Linked DNA regions of Homo sapiens: region 1 is linked to region 2. A link is a loop called in an ENCODE intact Hi-C map of the cell type or tissue named here. Cell type or tissue: mammary epithelial cell. All regions are shown on one strand.

Region 1 (2,500 bases), 52 kb before region 2:
GATTGTGTGGGCTAGCAGGCATGGGGAATAAGGCCAGGGGGCTGTGTTTGACCCAGGGTGTCTCTGTGGGGAGTGCACCAGCAGGGAGCTGAGAGGTTATGAGCGGGTTTTAGGTTGATGTTGAAGACTTGGCGGCCAAAAGGGCAGTTTGGGGGTAACACCCATGGGACAGTTATGAGGCCTGCATTATATATGAAGGTAATGTGACAGTCTCTGATGCTCACCGGATTGAAGGGAAGCTATTCTGGAGGACTCAAGAAGGCCAAAAATGCTGCCTCCCAAGTGTCCAGTCCTCCCGGAAGCCATGGCTTGCTGGAGATAGCAAATTATTTCCTACACACTTAGCATCTGCAGCCATAGTGAGTCTTGAATCAGGGAAGCCAGGGAAGATAACCAGCCAGCCATTGTCCCCGGGTGTGCAAGGCACAAGTGGGGACATTGCACCTTGGTAGACCTTTTAAGAAAATTCCAAGGCAGGGTCCCAGTGAGATGGGGGCTTGGAGAGGGGGGTCTCCCATGGGAGGAGGTAGGCAAGGGCCCTTTCCTCGGGCCGAACGCAGTGCCACACACATACTAGACCTCAGCATCGATGGGTAGAGGCAAACATGCATGCTCCTGGGCCCGTGGGGACGTGATGACAGGGACACCAAGACTTTCGGATAGCACTGCCCGACGGAGCATTCTGCGATGATGAAAATGTTCTCTGTCTGCACCACTATAGTCACCACTAGACACAGCTGGCTACCGAGTAACTGTAATGTTACGATGTGATCAAGATGCTGGATTTGTAGTTGTATTTCATTTTAATGAAGTTCAGTGTGCGTAGCCACCTGGGGCTGGTAGCTTCTGGACTAGGCAGCTCCGCTGTAGGACCTGCACTGGAAAAAGTTTTCAAAGCCGGGCTGGGTCCTCCCTGGCTCATATTTCCCTGTGGGGTCCTCCTCCACTCTGCAGTGCCATGGGCGCGCCCGTGCAGCGTCCTCTCTTCACGACAGGTGGTGGGGAGCATGCGTGCTTGGGTGTGTACGCGCGCGAGCCCCAGAGGCTGCGGCAGCAGCAGAGCAGCAGAGCAGCAGCCCCTGCCTGGCGCGACGTGCTTCCAGTGCATTCTGAGTCACTCCTCTCCTGGCAAGGGGCACATTCCTGCTGACGACTTGTCTCCCGTGGAGGAGCAACAGGCTCTGCTTTCCCTGGCCTGAGAACCCTGGCATATGTGCTTGCCTCTGCTGACAGTTGCCAGAGCGATGGCAAGTGTTGCCCAGGTAACGTCCCTTCCTTGACAAGCAGAGAGGGTGAGGACAGCGCTGGAGTGGCTGACTCTGCCAGACGGGAAGCAGGAGGCTCTGCCTGCTGTCTCTGCTTGCCGCTGGCTGGTGGGGCTTGGGCTCGGATGTGGGGAGCCCTCCTGAGTTCTACCTCCCTGGACTACTCCTTTACAGAACTTGGTAGGTGAAAACAATCAGAGCTGCTGTTTAGCCAGGAACTGAGCTAAGTGTTTTATATATTATCTCATGAAATAGTCACAGCAAGCCTTTGACAGTAGTTATTCTTATCCTGATTTGCAGACAAGGAAACTGGTGCAAGTAATAGACTGTAAGTTTCATGAGCACCGGGGCTTGTCTGCTTTGTTCACCATGGTTATCCTTAGTACTTAACATAGTGCTTGGCACGTCATAGTAGATCTTCATGGGATGATTGGATGGAAGGGTGAATAGATCGATGAGTGAGTGATGGAAGTATGGATGGTAGATGGGTGATGAATGGATGATGAGGTGGGTGAAGGATGGATGGGTGGGTGGGTGGATAGTTGGGTGGGTGGATAGTTGAGAGGGTAGGTGAATGGTTGGATGGATAAGTAGATGGATGAATGAATGAGTGGATGGATTAATGGATGGATGGGTGGGCGGGTGGGTGGATGGATGGATGGATGGATGGATGGATGGGTGGGTGGTTGGGCAGATGGATGGATGTGTGGGTGAATGGTAGGTGGGTGAGTAGATGATGGATGGGTGGATGGATGAAGTAGAGCTTAGATTTGATCTGGAGTCTGCTCGTGAAGCCTATACGCTTCGCCACTGAGCCATACTACCTTTGGTTTTGTCTGATGACTACCTCCCTAGGATAGCATTTTTAAAAAATAGCATTATTGAAATGGAATCCACATACCATAAAATTCACCCACTGTGAGTACACAATTCAGTGATCTTAGTAAATTTATAAAGTTGTACAGTCATCACCACAATTCAGTTTTAGAGCATTTCCACCATCTTGAAAGATGCCCTCATGCTTGTTTGCAGTCTCATTCCTGTTCTGTGCCCCAGGCAATGAATGTTCCACTTTCTGTCTCTGTGAAATTGCCTTTCTAGACATTTCACATAAGAGAAATCATACACTATGTCTTTCTTATCTGGCTTCTTTCCCTTAGTGTAGTGGTTATGAGTTGCATCCGTCTTGTAGCATGTGGGTAATTCAATCCTTTTTATTGCCAAATACTGTTTGG
Region 2 (2,500 bases):
CGCTTCATTCAGATCAGCCAATCAAGCCGGGGCCTGCCCTCCCTCCTGTGCAGCTGACAGCCAGTAGCCAGAGTCCCCTGGGGTGTGGGGGCCACGGTATTTCCCGAAAGACCTTTCATGGCATTTGGTGGAAGGCTGGGGGTTGCTGGAGGAAACAAAGTTAAGCGGGTTTCTTGACTGCAGGACTTGCCTGAGCCTTTCCCATTCATGTGTGCAGATCATGGTCGCCCTTGTCACCGGGGCTGCATGCAGCTCACACTTGTGTCTTCCCTTGTCTGGCAGGTCCACTCATGCCTGCTGAGCGTGCGGGCCGGCAAAGATGGCTGGTTCCAGCTCTACAGCCCCGGAGGGGTGGCCTGCGACGATGACGGGGAGCTGTTCGCCAGCATGGTACGCAGTGGGACCCCAGTGGGGTGACTTCCAGGGGTCCCTGGGCTTGCCATGCCTGACTAGTAAAACAGCCGTCCCCCATCCCCTGGGGCCAGCCCCGGAGTTTCCCGGCTAACACAGTGCTGATCATGAAGGTGGTGGTGGTGGTGGTGGTGATGGTGACCGTGACTGTCACTTACTCATTTCTTATCTGAGGCTCCAAGCCAAGCACTTGGCTTTCCCAGTTGCACTCAGCTCTCACAGCACAGTGAGAAGACGACACATGTCATTGCCCCATTTTATACCCAAGGCAGCTAAAGCCTGGGCCGTTACTGCCTAAGGTCACACAGTTCATTGCCATGGTTATGTTCCTACAAGAAATTGAGTGCCCAACGGGACCAGGGATTCTGGAAGGCACTGCAGGTCCACCAGCTTGTTTAATCCTTACAAGGAGGTGTCGCGGTCAGGGGGATTGTTCCCACTATCATGAGGGGTCTGAGGTCACCAAACCAATAGCTGCATCCATGATAACTTTCTTTGTGCCCGGCACTGTATCCGGCACTTCATATGCACTATCCTTTTTTATCTGTACTGCATCCTTGTTGCTGAATTACACCTCTGTTGAAACAGAGGCCCACAGAGGTTCGGTGGCGTGCCTGGGGTCCCACAGGCCTTCTGTTTCCAAGCCCTTCCTTGGCCAGGCACACATGGCTTCTTCCAGGAGTAAAGGGCCACAGACTCTTCCTCCCCCAGGGCAGATGCTGCACCCTAGTGGCCAGCAGCCTCGCCGACTCCACTTGCTGAGAAAACCAGCTCCATTTACTGGTCACTGGTGCTCCCACACTCAAACTGGGCTTCCAGTCGCAGCTCTGCTGGGAGCTAGCTTGTTGACCTTGGGCTGGTAACTTGCCTCTGCCAGCTTCAGCCCCTCGTCCGGGAGCCTCGCATTGGCCTCTCGAGGTTACCGCAGCGATCGCATGCAACAGTAGATGCACGGCGCCCGGCGGGCCGGCACAGTCGCTGCTCGGAAATGACGCCGGTGGTGATTCTCCTCTCTGCTGGGTGGCTGGTTTGGCTGTCCACACTGAACTCAGCAGAGATGTTTGTGCAGCGATGACAAATTGAGGCGCTGCCCCTGGGAGCTTCTTGAAAAGGGCTTATTTTTAGGCCCTTTGCCTCATGCACTCCCTCGCCACTCCTCGCCGGCCACCCCAGGCCTCTCAGGGCCCTGCGCATCTAGGAACATGCCTGCCCCTGCCAGCCTGCACCACCTCTCTCGCGCTCTCGGTCACCTCTCGGGTTCTCCTCTGATGTCACAGCTTCACCATAGCAACGCTCAGCTGCGCCCCCCCGCCCCCGCCCCCACCCTACAATGTGAGGATTCGGTGCAAGAAAGCGCAGGGAGCTGGCGGCTTCCCAGCCCGAGAGATTGCATTTGTATGCCAGAGCTGTTCATGATGGAGCGGAAAAAATATACACAAGGAAGGAAGCAGGCAGCCGCTGGATGGAAGTGTGTTGTTGCCATGGAGATGCATGGCTTGGAAGCCGGCCCCTTGATGAGGCTGCTTTCTCCACCGCCAAGGGCATTTGCCATTGTGTGAAGTTGGAGGAAAGCCAATGGGGTGTCGAGGCCTCCCCCCAGCCCCGGTGACCGGGGACCCCTGCCCTTGGGCCCCCATCGCCCATGCACCAGAACAAAAGACCGCCCAACACATAACCCAAGAGGAAGCAGGATTTGCCAATTCTTGGATTCCTGGGGCGCAGGCAGTCTCCCAAAACACCCTTCCGAGCTCACAGCGGGCTTGGCAGAGGTGGCTGGGCTTCGTCACGTCCCCTACCCCATACATGTGCGAAGGCTGCCTAGAAGTTTCTACGTGGTTCCAGCGGTGCCAGGAATTCAAAGGATCAACTGTCAGCAGACTCCCGAGGGGAGCAGGGGAGGGGGCTTTTTTGTTTTTGGCAGTAAAATACACATCATATAAAAGTGTGCATCTGTAAGCACACCGTTCAGTCACACTGAAGACATTCATGTTGTAACACAACCATCACCACCGTTCATCTCCAGAACGTTCTTATCTTCCGAAACTGAAACTCAGCATCCATTACACACTGACTCCCCCTTCCTCCCGGC

The links. A loop is a pair of places that touch in the nucleus more often than their neighbours do. Peaks named below come from ENCODE experiments on the same cell type or tissue, not always from the same donor. Only the 100,000 strongest peaks of a DNase experiment are listed, where the experiment ranks them.
Region 1: it touches region 2 in a loop (2.2-fold over the local background); 7 of 110 quality-filtered maps call a loop at or near these places.

Annotation. Positions count from the first base shown.
Region 1 is chr16:81,644,337-81,646,836 of GRCh38, forward strand. The region is part of intron 3 of CMIP (c-Maf inducing protein); the gene reads left to right. The region is part of intron 1 of LOC105371362 (a long non-coding RNA gene); the gene reads right to left. Among named protein-coding and RNA genes, the nearest start is that of MIR6504, 34 kb to the left of the region's middle. RefSeq lists an enhancer at 405-1,111 and a silencer at 1,088-1,382. In mammary epithelial cell, no CTCF peak of the experiment used is centred here; DNase peaks (open chromatin) are centred at 1,195 and 2,415; H3K27ac peaks cover 1,798 bases.
Region 2 is chr16:81,696,278-81,698,777 of GRCh38, forward strand. CMIP (c-Maf inducing protein) reads left to right here. Exons shown (of 21, transcript NM_198390.3): 14 at 283-390. Among named protein-coding and RNA genes, the nearest start is that of PLCG2, 82 kb to the right of the region's middle. In mammary epithelial cell, a CTCF peak has its summit at 1,153 (motif pointing left); no DNase peak of the experiment used is centred here; H3K27ac peaks cover 574 bases.